Linked DNA regions of Homo sapiens: region 2 is linked to region 1. A link is a loop called in an ENCODE intact Hi-C map of the cell type or tissue named here. Cell type or tissue: B cell. All regions are shown on one strand.

What was found. Peaks named below come from ENCODE experiments on the same cell type or tissue, not always from the same donor. Only the 100,000 strongest peaks of a DNase experiment are listed, where the experiment ranks them.
Region 2: a loop joins it to region 1, with 30 times the contacts of the local background. A loop is called at or near these places in 43 of 110 quality-filtered maps.

Annotation. Positions count from the first base shown.
Region 1 is chr14:80,992,706-81,000,705 of GRCh38, forward strand. All of the region lies in intron 1 of TSHR (thyroid stimulating hormone receptor), which reads left to right. Among named protein-coding and RNA genes, the nearest start is that of TSHR, 41 kb to the left of the region's middle. RefSeq lists a silencer at 3,827-3,886. In B cell, a CTCF peak has its summit at 3,718; a DNase peak (open chromatin) is centred at 3,816.
Region 2 is chr14:81,207,523-81,215,522 of GRCh38, forward strand. The region is part of intron 2 of GTF2A1 (general transcription factor IIA subunit 1); the gene reads right to left. Among named protein-coding and RNA genes, the nearest start is that of SNORA79, 8.7 kb to the left of the region's middle. In B cell, CTCF peaks have their summits at 4,498 (motif pointing left) and 4,704; DNase peaks (open chromatin) are centred at 1,829 and 4,499; H3K4me3 peaks cover 487 bases; H3K27ac peaks cover 2,712 bases.

The sequences.
Region 1 (8,000 bases):
ATGATAACCTAACTAAGATAAATATAAACCCTACATTTGACTCTAAATAATAAATTGCACAATTATTGGATTGTAAAGTCCTAGTCCAGAGGTCATGGTAAAAACATCTGGGAGCTGCAGTTAACTATAAAAACAGGAAAGAGACCGATGAAGCTTCTAAAAATATTAACTTATTAATACTAGCATAGAATCATGGGAAATGATGGGAACCAAGAGAAATGATAGTCTCACTGCGTTCCTTGTGGGTCGAATCACATTTTAAGAGGAATTGATAAACTAGAGTAAATTCAGGTGACTCCATCTAATAGGATAGACAGTACCCCATGCTATACCAAAACGAGTTAAAAGAGCTCAAGTAGGGCTCTGGGGAAGAGAAAAATAAAATATAGATTTGAGCTGTCTTCAGTTATTTGAAGGAGATCCAGTGTTGTCCCAGTAGGCAAAACTTAGACCAAAAAAATTGTACTCCCAAATTTGATTATCACATATCAGATTTGGATTCAGTAAGAAGAACTGTTCTAAAGATCACAGCTGTTCAACAATGGAATGGACTCCTCTGGACGGTAGAGAGATTGTGTCACACAATACCTGGGGCTTAGACATTTCTTGTAATCCTGTCTGTACTTAGCATAGCTCTGGACACACAATCCATAGTCACTAAATATTTTTTCACAGATTGATACTAGGGAAAATAATAATATTTAACTATGAGTATATGCCTACTCTGCCCAGTAATGTTTAGTATTGAACCAGAGATCTAGATTAGTGATCTCCAGATTTAATTCATTATATACTCCTATCAGTAAAGTTTTTGAACAGGTACTCCTAATATATACATTTATTTATAAATTCTATACTATACTACTCTACTAATCGTCATATCAAATACATGTTTATAAAACAAAAATAATGTAAGGGCAAAAATATGAGATAAAGAAAAATAAATGTTAATGTGTTTTCTTTCTGCACACCAATGGATCATCATGGCCACCCCACTTTGCAGAGAACTGGTCTATAATTAAGGGACTTAACATCTGCCTCAAATACCTGGATATTTTAGGCCCTTCTGAGTCTGAATGATCTACATATCAATCTTAATTTTTTCATTTCTCTTTTCCCATGTAGACAAAAACAGGATTAAAAAAAAAAAGGTTAAGCGATGTTCTACCATTTCTATACAGTTGACCCTTGAGCAACACAAGTTTGAACTTCACAGGTCCACTTATATGAGGATTTTTTTTCAATAAAAGTAACACTGAGTATGCTGCCTCTTCTGCATCCCCTTGCACATCCTCCATCTCTTCCATCTCTGACACAGTGAGACAGCAAGACCAACCCCTCCTCTTCCTTTTCCTCCTTCTTCAACATGAAGATAACAAGGATGGGGACCTTTATGATGAGTCACTTCCACTTAATGAATAGTAAATATAGTTTCTCTTCCTTATGATTTTCTTAATAACGTTTTCTTTTTTTTTCTAGCTTACTTTATTGTAAAAGTACAGTTTGCAATATATATGCAAAAAAAGTCTTCACTGACTGTTTATGTTATCAGTAAGGTCTCTAGTCAGCAGTAGGCTATTAGTAATCATTTTAAAAAGCCACTTATAGATTCAATGCTATTCCCATTAAACTACCTTTGACATTCTTCACAGAACTAGTGAAAAAAAAAACTATTTAAAAATTTATATGAAACCATAGAAGAGACCAAATAGCCAAGGCAATCCTAAGCAAAAAGAACAAAGCTGGAAGCATCACGCTACCCAACTTCAAACTATACTACAGGGTTACAGTAACCAAAACAGCCTGATACTCGTACAAGAACCAACACATAGACCAATGGAACAGAATAAAGAACCTAGAAATAAGACCACACACATACAACTATTTGATCTTTGACAAACCAAGCAAAAGCAAGCAATGAAGAAAGGATTCCCTGTTCAATAAATGGTGCTGAGATATCTGGCTAGCCATATGCAGAAGATTGAAACTGAACCCTCTCCTTACACCATATACAAAAATTAACTCAAGATGGATTAAAGACTTAAATGTAAAACCCAAAACTGTAAAAACCTTGGAAGACAACCTAGCCAGTACCATTCAGGACGTAGGCACGGGCAAAGATTTCATGACAAACATGCCAAAAGCAATTGCAACAAAAGAGAAAATTGACAAATAGAATCTAATTAAACTAATGTGCTTCAATTTACTTTGTTGAGAGTATAAAAAACACTATCAACAGAGTAAACAGGCAACCTACAGAATGGGAGAAAAAATTCGCAAACTATGCATCTGACAAAGATCTAATATCCAGCATATATAATGGACTTAAATTTACAAAGAAAAAATAAATAACCCCATTAAAAGGTGGGCAAAGGACACGAAGACATACATGTGGCCAAAAATCACATGAAAAAAGGTGCCATATCACTGATTATTGGAGAAATGCAAATCAAAACCACAATGAGGTACCATCTCATGCCAGTCAGAATGGCTATTAAAAGTTAAAAGAAATGCTTTTACCCTGTTGGGAGTGTAAATTAATGCAGCCATTGTGGAAGACAACGTGGTGATTCCTCAAAGACCTAAAGACAGAAATACCATTCAACCCAGCAATCCCATTACTGGATATATACCCACAGGAATATAAATAATTCTATTATAAAGACACATGTGTATGTTTATTTCAGCACTATTCAGAATAGCAAAGACATGGAGTCAACCTAAATGTCCATCAGTGATAGACTGGATTAGGAAAATGTGGTACATATACACTATGGAATACTATGCAGCCATAAAAAAGAATGAGATCATGTTCTTTGCAGGGACATGGATGGAGCTGGAGGTCATTATCCTCAGCAAACCAACACAGGAACAGAAAATCAAATCCCATATATTCTCACTTATAAGTGGGAGTTAAATTATGAGAACACATGGGTGCATAGAGGGAACAGTACACATTGGGGCATTTTAGAGGCTGGGGGATGGGAGGAGGGAGAGGATTAGGAAAAACGACTAATGGGTACTAGGCTTCATACCTGGGTGATGAAATAATCTGTACAACAAACTCCCATGACACAAGTTTACCTGTGTAACAAACCTGCACTTGTACCCCTGAACTTAAAATAAAAGTTAAAAAAAAAAAAAAGAATAAAGGGTAGCAAACACACCTTCTTGCTACAAAAGAAAAAAACAGTAGGCTATTGGTAGTTAAGTTTTGGGGTAGTCAAAAGTTATGTGCAAATTTTTGATTATGCCATTGTCGACACTCCTAAACCCCTCCATTGTCAAGGGTGAACTGTATCTGTTTTTGTAAGTCTTTTATGAAAATATTTTTAAATGTCAGTTTTTTGTTGACCCTGCATGATTGTGATAGAATTTTTCTACCTCGTGTCTCCAAAACAGATGTTGTTCCCTTATAATTATAATACATTTTACAAAATCGCAACTGCAGAGTGTTTTGTTGAAGTGATCATCTTAAATGAATGCATGAGCCGTAACCGGATCAATCATTCTTACTCCTGTCAAGCTTTCAATTACATTCCAGAGTCCCAGCACAAACCTAGCAGCTTGTTGGAACATCTAGATGCCCTTTGCTTCTACATCCTCCCTCTTTCCTCCCAGATTTGGATTACCTTTAAATGAGCTATTATCTGATATGATGCCACAGTTTCCATGATTCGTATTCATTTTTTTAAAACTTTCGTCTATGATCTAGTAAGTGACGATGACTGGTTTATTGCAAAATTTTCTGAATCACTTTGCTCTGTCAGATTAAGCTTTCAGCTAACCAGCAGAGGGAGCACAAAGAGACACACTGGTTTCATCTCAGTGTACAGGGAGTCTAGTTACTAAGTGGACGAAGAACTCCCGCACATTGAGATCTGGTCCTCAACTGGCAAGAAGCACTGTTCGAGCAATCAGGAAAATCTGGGCTTTAAGCAGTGGCACCACTACGAATTTATTCTCTTGCCTAAGATTACTTGGAATTCCTATAGTAGTGGGGGAGGGGGGACTCTCTTTTGTACTAGTTCCTCCTTAAATTTTAAAGAAATTGAGCCCGTGGACTGAGGTGGGTGCGGATGGTGGGATGCAGAGGAAACAAAAATTTCTTCTCATCTAGCTTCCACTCCAAATCTGTTTCTCCCAGAGAAAATACAAGACTTAGGAGTGCTGTATGAAGTCTCTTGCTGCTCTATTCTCTAGGAAACCTAATATGAAATCATTAAGCTACTGAATGTCAGTTTCTTCAACAGTAAAGAAGACACATTATTATTGCTGTTATTATTACTACTACTACTACCACCACCACCACTACCACCATTACTATCCATTTAGTGACTTCTGTTTTCTCTACTTAATCTCACTTATTCAGCATATCAGCCCTAAGAGGCAGATTTTATTGCTCCCATTTTACAGAAGAGGAACTGGAGGCTTAAAGAAGTTGAAGAACTCAACCAACGTCAAGCAACTAGAAAGGAAACTGGAAGAAGGTGTCTCTGATTCCAAAGCTCCATGCTTTTCATCTGTGTTGGTAATAAAAAGAATAATACCATATCACAGTTATATTGTACATTACAAAGCACTTTAACCTTTATCATCCCCACCTCGGGATAATTCTGTGAGCTAAACACGGACAAATAGTAACATTCACCCCTCCCTATCTCTCTTTACCTCTTTAGCTCCTATTTTTAAAAAACAAGCAATTAAGGGAACTAAAGCTTACAAAATGTAAAGGATTTTTCTAAGGTCACATAGATGAAAAATGGATTTGGGATTAAATGGGTTTTATTCCTGTAGTTGCCACATCACACTGCTTTGCCACATAGAGAGGAAGAGACCCAGCTTTGCCTCCAACTAGCTCTTTTACCCTAAAATGATCATTTAAACCCTGGAGTTCTTGCATATATAAAATAGATGGGAGTAACAATAATAATTAATACTTATGTTAACAACCTCACGGTATTCACAAAGATCAAATGAAATACGGAGATAGTTATGAAATAAGTAAATAATATACAGACAAATATAGTTCTATTGTAAGATTATCCTGGGTGTTGAAACTAGGTTATGTCTGACTTCTGGCAAAATTACAGGACAGGGCAGGTTAGTGTCTAATCTGCCTACTTCCCAATCCCCAGGTAGCTGTCGCCTGAAAAGGCATCGGAAGATACTTAAGAGATAGGAGATTGTTCATATTTACTTAATTTTTTGGATGAGACTGTTTGTCTGAACTGTCTCATGAGATGGTATTTACCTACTTGGGAAGCTCATTCTCTCATTTGGGACTTGGAAGCATTCTCATTGTACAACAGTGAGAGCTGGAATGCCATTACATCATTATGAACCACCCAGTGCCCATTTGATATAGTTAATAACAAGGATTAATGAAGTAATTTAAAAGGAAGAAATAGAATCCTTGCCTTGATCCAAGACAAAAGGACAAAAAAAATTTCTTTCTGAAATTTGAGGGAAAAAATATTGGTTGCTTCTATTCTTTTAAGAAACTGCCTGAGAAAAGTCACAGTGTGTGTGTTATGTGGGAAATAAGAGTATTGGGGCAGGCAATCATTCATATGTTAGATTTCTTTGTTCAGATCAATATTGTTTGAGTGCTAACACTGTGGTAGGTGCTGGAAATCGAATGCTGAACAGAACAGATAAGTTGCCCACACTTTCATGGAATTTGCATTTTAGACAGACAGCCAGCAATGATCAAATAATTACATGTTTGGTGGGTGTTACAAAGGAGAAAAACAGACTTCCATTATGACCTCTTATGTAATCACACTGCAATATCTTGAAATTATTACTTATAAAGATCAAGCAGAAGCTACTGCTGCATACTAGAGAATTTTAAATGATTTCCAACATCGAGAAACTTGAATTTCTTAAGGAGTAGTTATTATAAAAAGAAACTGGAATGGCTAATCTTGGCTGTCTCTCTAAAGCCAATATAAAGAAAATGAGTGATACACAACATTATCTTGACCTCACTGACAACTAGATAGCCTAAGAAACAGTGTGTGCAATAGAGTAGAAGGAAGAATCAAAGGACATATTTTATAAGGATAATGAGTTCTGCTTTCTTTTCCTCTTCTGGGCTATAATAATTTTTGTCTCTTTTGTAATCATACCCTCTTGGAAAGCCACTGGCTTGGACTGATTTATGCCTACTACAGATTTTTCCTTCCAAAAGTACATCTCCATGACTAAGGAAATGGGCTGTCTCAGGTTGGCTGGTTCCATCAAGAACACTTAAAACTTGATTGCACAATTGTAAAACCAACTGGGGTCTTAGCATCAACTTGCATTTTCTCATTGGCATCCAATTTTGAGGATATCATATTGCTTGGAGAAGAAAGAGGCAGTAGTTATTATAATTTCCGTGGACTTACAGAGTTTTAGAGACTTGGATATCGTGTACTTTAACCTCACACCCAGTGTAAGAATCTCCTATACCTGATTCATGATATTCATCTTTTGAATACATAGGGTAAAAAGAGCTTACTATCTCATTTTTGAAGAATTCTGTTATTCTTTTTTATATTGGAGAAAATCTACCACCATTAGTCTTAGATATGTTCACCAGAGCCATCATGGACCAAATCAGAAGTAATCATTTCTACTTAAAGACTTTCCTCCTCTTCACCACTAACAAGTCTTTTCTCTTCTAGGCTAAACATTCCAGGTTTTTCCTCCATTCTGTATACCACATGATCCTCCAAATTGCTCCCATTTTGGATGATGGAGCTTGAGGAGGTGGAAGATCAAAATGTTAGTGTGTGTTATCTAACAGATTTGCTCTTTCTCTCAGTTTTGTAACATTAGCAGGTTTGATCAATATTTCACCTGTGCTGCAATTCACATCGATAATTAAACTATACAGGGTTGCTTTAATTATAAAGCTAAAAGTGGATTTTTTTCCATTAACATTACCAGATAGGATGATTTGCCAACTCGTTCTCTGGGTCTAGAAAATGCCCAATGAAGTCATATTGACTCTAAAATCAAGCTCTGGATGTGAAGATGCTGCCATGCTGTTGAGTCAAAAGAATATATTATTTTTCATTTCTGTTAGACCAGTAATTTTAGTAACTTTGGCAAAAGGAATATAAAAACAAGCAATCTCCAATTTATAGGGCTGCACTGTAGAAGTCATTTGTTTGGAATGTATTTCACATGAGTATTAAATTTTTGGGGAAGACTACCAAATTTTTTTTCTTTTTTTTCTTTTTTTTTTTTTTGAGACAGACTCTTGCTCTGTCACCCAGGCTGGAGTGCAGTGGCATGATCTTGGCTCACTGCAACTTCCACCTCCTGGGTTCAAGCGATTCTCCAGCCTCAGACTCCCGAGTAGCTGGGACTACAGGCGCATGCCACCACACCTGGCTAATTTTTTGTATTTTAGTAGAGACAGGGTTTCACCATGTTGCCCAGGCTGGTCTCGAACTCCTGAGCTCAGGCAATCCGCCCGCCTTGGCCTCTCAAAGTGCTGGGATTACAGGCGTGAGCCACCGCACCCGGCCAAAATTTTTAACTCCTAAGACAACTGACATTGTAAACCAGAATGTCATTTCCGGTTCTTTAACTTAACATGTACCATAAGCACCACGAGAAATATTTTGACATCTAGCACGATGTTTAACAATGTTTTTCTGGATTCGGATGACCAGGATCACTGCTGGGAACACCAGGAATATTTTCATGCTTTTATTCTCTATCCAATTGAGTTAAGGATCCCCGGCCCCACATCTGCTGAATAAAGAAAACTGGGATCCTTGTGGCCTGAATCTGGTGGTGGCTGGGAAGGTTAAGATGCAGTGATAGATGCTACAGAGCTTCTGGAATAAAGCCTGCCTACCACTGGGGTATACTCCTCAGTCTTCATGGGTCGCAGTCAGACTCCCATTCTCTCTTTCCCTCCACGTCAGCCTGATTCATAGCCTCTTCGTACTCATTCTCTCTCTCTCCTCCTATTCTCTCTTCCTCAGGGGTCATGA
Region 2 (8,000 bases), 210 kb after region 1:
ACTGGTACCAGTAGAGTCAGGGCATTGCTGAAAAAATACCTGAAAATATGGAAGCGACTGTGGAACTGTGTAACAGGCAGAGGCTGGAACGGTTTGGGGAGCTCAGAAGAAAACAGGAAAATGTGGGAAAGTTTGGAACTTCCTAGAGACTTGTTGAATGGCTTTGACGAAAATGCTGATAGTGATATGAACAATAAGGTCCAGGCTGAGGTGGTCTCAGATGGCGATGAGGAACTTGTTAGGAACTGAAGCAAAGGTGACCCTTGTTATGTGTTAGCAAAGAGACTGGCGGCATTTTGCCGCTGCCCGAGAGATTTGTGGAACTTTGAACTTGAGAGATGATTTAGGTTAACTGGCAGAAGAAATTTCTAAGCAGAAAAGCATTCAAAAGGTGACTTGGGTGCTGTTAGAAGCATTCCGTTTTAAAAGGGAAACAAAGCATAGAAGTTCAGAAAATTTGCAGCCTGACAATGCTGTGGAAAAGAAAAAGCCATTTTTTGAGGAGAAATTCAAGCTGGCTGGAGAAATTTGCATAAGTAGCAAGAAGCCTAATGTTAATCTCCAAGACCATGGGGAAAATGTCTCCAGGCCATATCAGAGACCTTCACTGCAGCCCCTCCCATCAGAAGCCCAGAGACCCAGGAGGAAAAAGTGGTTTCAGGGGCCAGGCCCAGGGTCCCCATGCTGTGTGCAGCCTAGGGATTTGGTGCCCTGTGTCCCAGCCACTCCAGCTGAAAGGGGCCAACATAGAGCTCAGACTGTGGCTTCAGAAGGTGGAAGCCCCAAACCTTGGCAGCGTTCCTGTGGTGTTGAGCCTGCAGGTGCACAGAAGTCAAGAATTGAGGTTTGGGAACTTCTACCTAGATTTCAGAAGATGTATGGAAACGCCTGGATGCCCAAGCAAAAGTCTGCTACTGCAGAGGCAGAGCCCTCATGGAGAACCTCTGCTAGGGCAGTGCAGAAGAGAAATGTGGGGTCGGAGCCCTTACACAGAGTCCCTACTGGGGCAGTGCCCAGTGGAGCTGTGAGAAGAGGGCCACAGTCCTCTAGATCTCAGAATGGCAGACCCACCAACAGCTTGCACCGTGCTCCTGGAAAAGCCGCACTCAATGCCAGTGAGTGCAGCTGGAAGCAACCCACGAAAGCAGCTGGAAGCAAGACTGTACCCTGCAAAGCCACGGGGCAGAGTTGCCCAAGACCGTGGGAACCCACCTCTTGCATCAGCATGAACTAGATGTGAGACCTGGAGTCAAAGGAGATCACTTTGGAGTTTTAACGTAAGACTGCCCCACTGGATTTCGGACTTATATGGGCCCTGTAACCCCTTTGTTTTGGCCAATTTCTCCCATTTGGAACAGCTTTATTTACCCAATAACTGTACCCCCATTGTATCTAGGAAGTAACTAGCTTGCTTTTGATTTTACAGGCTCATAGGCAGAAGGGACTTGCCTTGTCTCAGATGAGACTCTGGACTGTGGACATTTGTGTTAATGCTGAGATGAGTTAAGACTTTGGGGGACTGCTGGGAAGGTACGATTGGTTTTGAAATATGACGACATGAGATTTGGAGGGCCAGAGACAGAATGATATTGTTTGGCTGTGTCCCCACCAAAATCTCAACTTGAATTGTATCTCCCAGAATTCCCACATGTTGTGGGAGGGACACAGCAGGAGGTAACTGAATCATAGGGCCCAGTCTTTCCCATACTATTCTTGTGATAGTGAATAAGTCTCACGAGATCTGATGGGTTTATCAGGGGTTTCCGCTTTTGCTTCTTCCTCATTTTCTCTTGCCACTGCCAAGTAAGAAGAGCCTTTCACTTCCCACTATGATTCTGAGGCCTCCCCAGCCATGTGGAACTGTAAGTCCAATTAAACCTTTTTTTGTTTCCAGTTTCGGGTTACGTCTTTATCAGCAGTATGTATACGTCTTTATTAGCAGTGTGAAAATGAACTAATACACCATCTAACAACCTGGAATACTTATTTGCAAAAGATTCCTAGGTCTCATTTTACTACCCTATCGAGCCAGACTCTCTGGAAAATCCAAAAATCTGCATTTTAACTAGTACCCCAGATAATCCTCACACTAAAGACCAAGCTCCTTAGTATAGCATGTTACCATACACCAACTGCTACTATAACTTGTACTCTATTTTCTCACAGTACCAAATTACTTGGAGGTCCCTGAATATAGCATACGTAACCTTAATAGACTATTCCTTACGATCAGCAGTTTTCTCCCACAATTCCCTATACAAGACAAATGTCAAAGTCTCAACAGCCTCAAAGAAAAGCCATCACTCACTGCCTCCATGCATAAAAGACATTTCTATTTTGTACTTACCACACAAAGTCTACCATTTCTACCAAAGTATGAACATCTTCTGGGCAGCAACTGTCTTATTCAGGATCTAATTTCAAAGAAGGGAAAACAAAACTATTGTCTTCTAGAATACTGTTCCTATATAAGGATGCTACTGACATTTTCGGCAGGACAATTCTTTATCATACAGAATGGTCCCACAAGAAATATGCAGGAATTGCAACATTCCTGGCTCCTGCCTAATAAATGCGAAAAATCCTCATGAAATGTTGAACATGGCCCCACACATTTCCAACAGCTTTGGGAGAGGCGGGTAATCTATTGAAAATCATTATTTACCAAGTACTATAATACTGGTTCTAGGTAATGTAAGACATACAAAAAGAGTATCATACAAATACTTTGTATTAAGCTTATAATGCCAATTACCAAAAAGTTCAAATTAATTGAATGTTTACAGTTTCTCCACAATTCCATTTTCACACAATCTTAATTTTATTTATCAAAATATTAGACATCAACTGTTTAAACAATGAGGCCGGGCACGGTGGCTCATGCCTGTAAACCCAGCACTTTGGGAGGCTGAGGTGGGCAGATCACGAGGGCAGGAGTTCAACACCAGCCTGACCAACATGATGAAAATAAAATAAATAAAATAAACAATGAAACACTATTTTGGCAATAGTAATCATACTAACATACGTTTTTGTTTTTGTTTTTTTTGGATATGGAGTGTCACTTTGTTGTCCGGGCTGGAGTGCAATGGTGCGATCTCGGCTCACTGCAACCTCCACCTCCTGGGTTCAAGCAATTCTCCTGCCTCAGCCTCCCCAGTAGCTGGGATTATAAGCATGCACCACCATGCCCAGCTAATTTTTGTATTTTTAGTAGATACGGGGTTTCACCGTGTTGGCCAGGCTGTTCTCAAACTCCTGATCCCAAGTGATTCGCCCACCTCGGCCTCCCAAAGTGCTGGAATTACAGGCATGAGACACCGCACCCAAGACACCGCACCCAGCCACTAACATAGTATTGAAAACAATCAGGAATACTAATCTTTGCCAGGTATCTGAAATTACATGGAGAAAATTCATCTTCTGTTCCCAAAATGATTCAGGTATACATTTGTATATTGTGTTGACTAATAACTAAAACTTACTAAATTCTGTGTACTTTATAAATACATGTACAAACTAGTTTTTTCACAAAAATCCTATAAGATAGACATTATTATCTCCCTTTTACAGAAAAAGAATCTGACAAGAAAGAAGTTAGGTAGCTTATTCAAGATCACTCTAATGGCAGACAGAATAGGGATATAACCCAGGTGGTCTGACTTCAATGTCCCAGTCAGGGCTAGAGAGTGAATGTCTCTGCATTCTGTACCCCAGGACCCTCACTTGCCTCCCTTTAATCCCAGTACTAGTCCAAATTCCTAGTCTCTAAACTAGACTGCTGCTATCAGAGCAGGTCACCGACCATCAAAACCATCTCAGGTGCCATTCACCAACAACCCAAGATCTAGTCAAAACTCTGTTACCTTCCTGCTTACTGCTAAGTACTGTATATGTCACATAGAGGCAAAAGGGCTAGGTTCATGGCTCTACCATTTATTAGCTAAACGACCTTGTCAAAGCACATTCCAAGTCTACTTTCTCACCTATAAAATGTGATGAGACCTACTGCTCCCCAAGTTAATCCCCTTATCACTCCCCTACTGTTAATCCCCAAGACCATGGAGAAAATGTCTCCAGGCCACATCAGAGACCTTCACTGCAGCCCGTCACATCACAAGCCCAGAGGTTAGGTGGCTAAACCTGGCAACATGGTGGGCTAGAAATTCTGAAGGATTCTCCTACTTTCACAAAACATCTAGCTCCTGGATAAAATATATTACACTTCTAGGTTCCCAAGAAATAATGCTGTAGAAACAGAGCTTTCCCTAAGAATAAATGAAATGAAATAGTAGATTATTATTCAACTTATGGTCCAAATATTTACACATAATTAGAGTGTATCAAGTACTTTATATATATATATATATATATATATATATATATAACTAGAGTATATTTAGAATAGTGGTTCTCAGCCAGAGGTGATTTTGGCCCCCGGCGACATCTGGCAATGTCTAGAGACATTTTTGGTTACAACTGAAGAGTGCTACTGGCATCTAGTGGGCAGAGGCCAGTTGTGCTGCTAACATTCTACAATCAATAGGACAGCCCCTGCAACAAAGAATTAACCAGTGCAAAATGTCAATAATGCCAGTGTTGAGAAATCTGAACCAGAGGCAGATAAACTGAATTTCAGATATACTTCCAATTGAGGCAACTCTTCTCATTTGTTTTATTAAAAAGAGAGAAAATGTTTTATATCTCCCACAGTACTTGACATTTGGACATAGGTAGGTTGGAAAATCTAGAAATCAGGTTGATTTTATCATTCACTTTGAAGAGAATTTCTACAGTGTCATTCCCACCCACAGACACTCACCAATCCAAAACACATTTACATTCGAATATAGATTTACTGAAAACCAGGGCTGTATTTTATTGTGTTTTTTCTACCTCTCACAGTTTACACATTAAAGTAGGCCTGCAGTGTTTCAAAAGATAACCTCAAAGATTGGGTTGAAATATTCTTATCATCTCCCTTTCTGCTTACCTCATTAACCCTCAAATTACATGCATTCTCATCATTCATCTTTGTTCTCAATCTAATTCACCACTGCCTCCTTTACAGCCTTATACAAGCTTTTGATAAGTTTGTAAAATGGCCCCAGAAAGTAGGGAGAGGGGCTAGAGCTAATGACAGGCTTTCTAAACCATAAAATATGAAATTAAAGTTCGTTTTATTAAGCAAGAATGTCTAAACCTGAGCAGTCCAATATGGCAGCAACTAGCCATATGTAGTGATTTAAGTTTAGATTAATAAAAATTCAGTTCCTCAGTTCCACCAACCACATTTTGAGTGCTTAATAAGCACATGTGGCTAGTGGCTACCATACTGAAGAGCACAGGTACAGAACACTTTCATCACTGCAGAAAGTTCTATTGGACAATGCTGGCTGTCCAGCTGTTAAATCTAGGGCATATTCTAGAAATTCTAATGAGATCCTGAAGAAATTCAGTGCAGAGAATTAAAATAACAAACTCATTTTAGTCTAACCGTTTTATTTTTAACTCCAATACAACCCAGATAGAAGAGTATGGCCCATTTAAAAACAACAAGAATATTACACTATTTTGTTCAGTTAGATTCAGGTGCCGTATCTATTATCAAACACTTCAATCAAATACTTACTGAATGCCAACCACATATGCCCAGACATCGTGGTAGAAGCTGGGGATTCAAAATTGAGTAGGTCACATTTTTTGTCATTTAAAAACTAACCATTAAACTAAAAATCAGTGTGTTACCTATAAAATATGTACTAAAAAAGTCATATATAACAAAAATGGAGGTGGAAACATTTGGTCTCAAAGATGCTCATTCTCTTCGAGAGAATGTCTTGATTCTACTATTAACGATAGGGAAAATTCTCCAGATTTTCATTGTGAAAAGCGAGAGTAGATAACAATCTAGACTGACCACTAGTTTGACCTAGAGAAAATTACCTAACATCTTTAGAACTGATTTTCTACACCTAAAAATGCTGCATCTTCTATACAAGGTCACAAAACTACAAGGACAACCATTATAAAAGTATAACATAAATTGCAAAAAACTCATTCCACGTTACACTAAGGAATCAAAAGAAGCTTGTTTTCTTATTATTCACATCCCTCAGTTACTTCATGCTACTTGAACAATTTATATTGTTCTTCTTCCAACTCATGTCTCGGAATTAGCACTCTTACACTTGTATTTTTAGATACCTACTCTTCACTATTAGTAACCTGTAATTTTTCTCAAGGTAAATAAATATTTGCTCATCTGTTTCACACCTATATATTTTTCCTACCTCACACAGGAAATATTTTTGGGTTTTTCTGTTTTTTTTTTTTTTGAGACAGAGTCTTGATCTGTCACCCAGGCTGCAGTGTAGTGGCATGATCTCGGCTCACTGCAACCCCCGCCTCCTGGGTTCAAGCCATTCTCCTGCCTCAGCCTCCCCAGTAGCTGGGATTACAGGCACGCACCACCATGCCCAGCTAATTTTTGTATTTTTAGTAGACATAGGGTTTCACCATGTTGGCCAGGCTGGTCTCAAACTCCTCACACAGGAATATTCTTATTGAAAATTCTAGAGAAGTTTCCTGTAGATACCTATTAATAAATACGCCAAGACCTACCTCATCACCGCAATCAAGGTAAGATTTGCAACTGGTTGCCAAGTTGCAGCCTCGACACCTATGCTGAATGGATGAGACCACAACAAATGTTCCTTAACATTTATTAACTGTGATTATTTATTTGTACATAGATTTAAAGGAGCCTAATAATCAACTTCTAAACCAGCAGTTCTAAAACTCTTTCATCTCAGGACGATTTATCAAATTACTGAGACCCGGCCGGGAGCGGTGGCTCATGTCTGTAATCCCAGCACTTTGGGAGGCCGAGGTGGGGGGATCACAAGGTCAGGAGATCGAGACCATCCTGGCTAACACGGTGAAACCCCATCTCTACTAAAAATACAAAAAAATTAGCCAGGCGTCGTGGCGGGCGCCTGTAGTCCCAGCTACTTGGGAGGCTGAGGCAGGAGAATGGCATGAACCAGGGAGGCAAAGCTTGCAGTGAGCCAAGATAGCACCACTGCACTCCAGCCTGGGTGACAGAGCGAAACTCCGTCTCAAAAAAAAAAAAAAATTACTGAGACCCTCAAAGAGCTTTTCTGTATGTGAATTACATCCACCTATATTTATACTAATAGAAATTATAACAAATTTTTAATTTTCACTAATTTGTTTAGAAATAATGGATCCATTATATGTTAACATAAATAACATTTTTCTGAAAATAGCCATATTTTAGTAAATAAAATTGAGTGAGAATGACAAATGACTTAAAGGAAAATAGCTAGATTCTCGTATCTGACCCTGTTTTTGCTTTGTTTTGGTGGAGGTGTACAAAGAAAATCTGCCTTCCTACAATTAAGTAGTTGGGAAAAGAAAAGGTACTTTTAAGTGACAGTTTCTTAATAGTTAGTTACAATGCAGAATATGAAACCATATAACTGTGAACTTTTCATACTTTTAAAGTCCATTAATTTATCTTGCATTTTGAATGAATTTTCCAACATTATGCATTGGATATTCAGAAAATACAAGTTCAGTGAATTATATGGATCTTTCAACTGTAAACACACTTCATTACGGAATATCAAACAATCAAATTTCTTAATATCAACATTGAGTCCTCATCTTTTTAATATTCAGTTTGTCAGAAATGAGAAGTATACATAAAGCATTTCTGCTGCTTATTTACAGTTATCTCAAGGAAAAGCACCTGTGCACTTGAATTGTGAATTTAACTGGTCACTTTTCTCACAGAATACAACTTTTACTTGAAAGAATGACGGGCAAACTATGATTTTCCAGACTTAAGCATTTAGTCAACCTTGTGGACCCCCTGAAAGAACCCTTGGGGAGAATCCAGGGCTCCATGAACTATACCTTGAGAACCACTATTCTAATCAACAGGGCAAAAATATTCCACAATTTCATGAGTC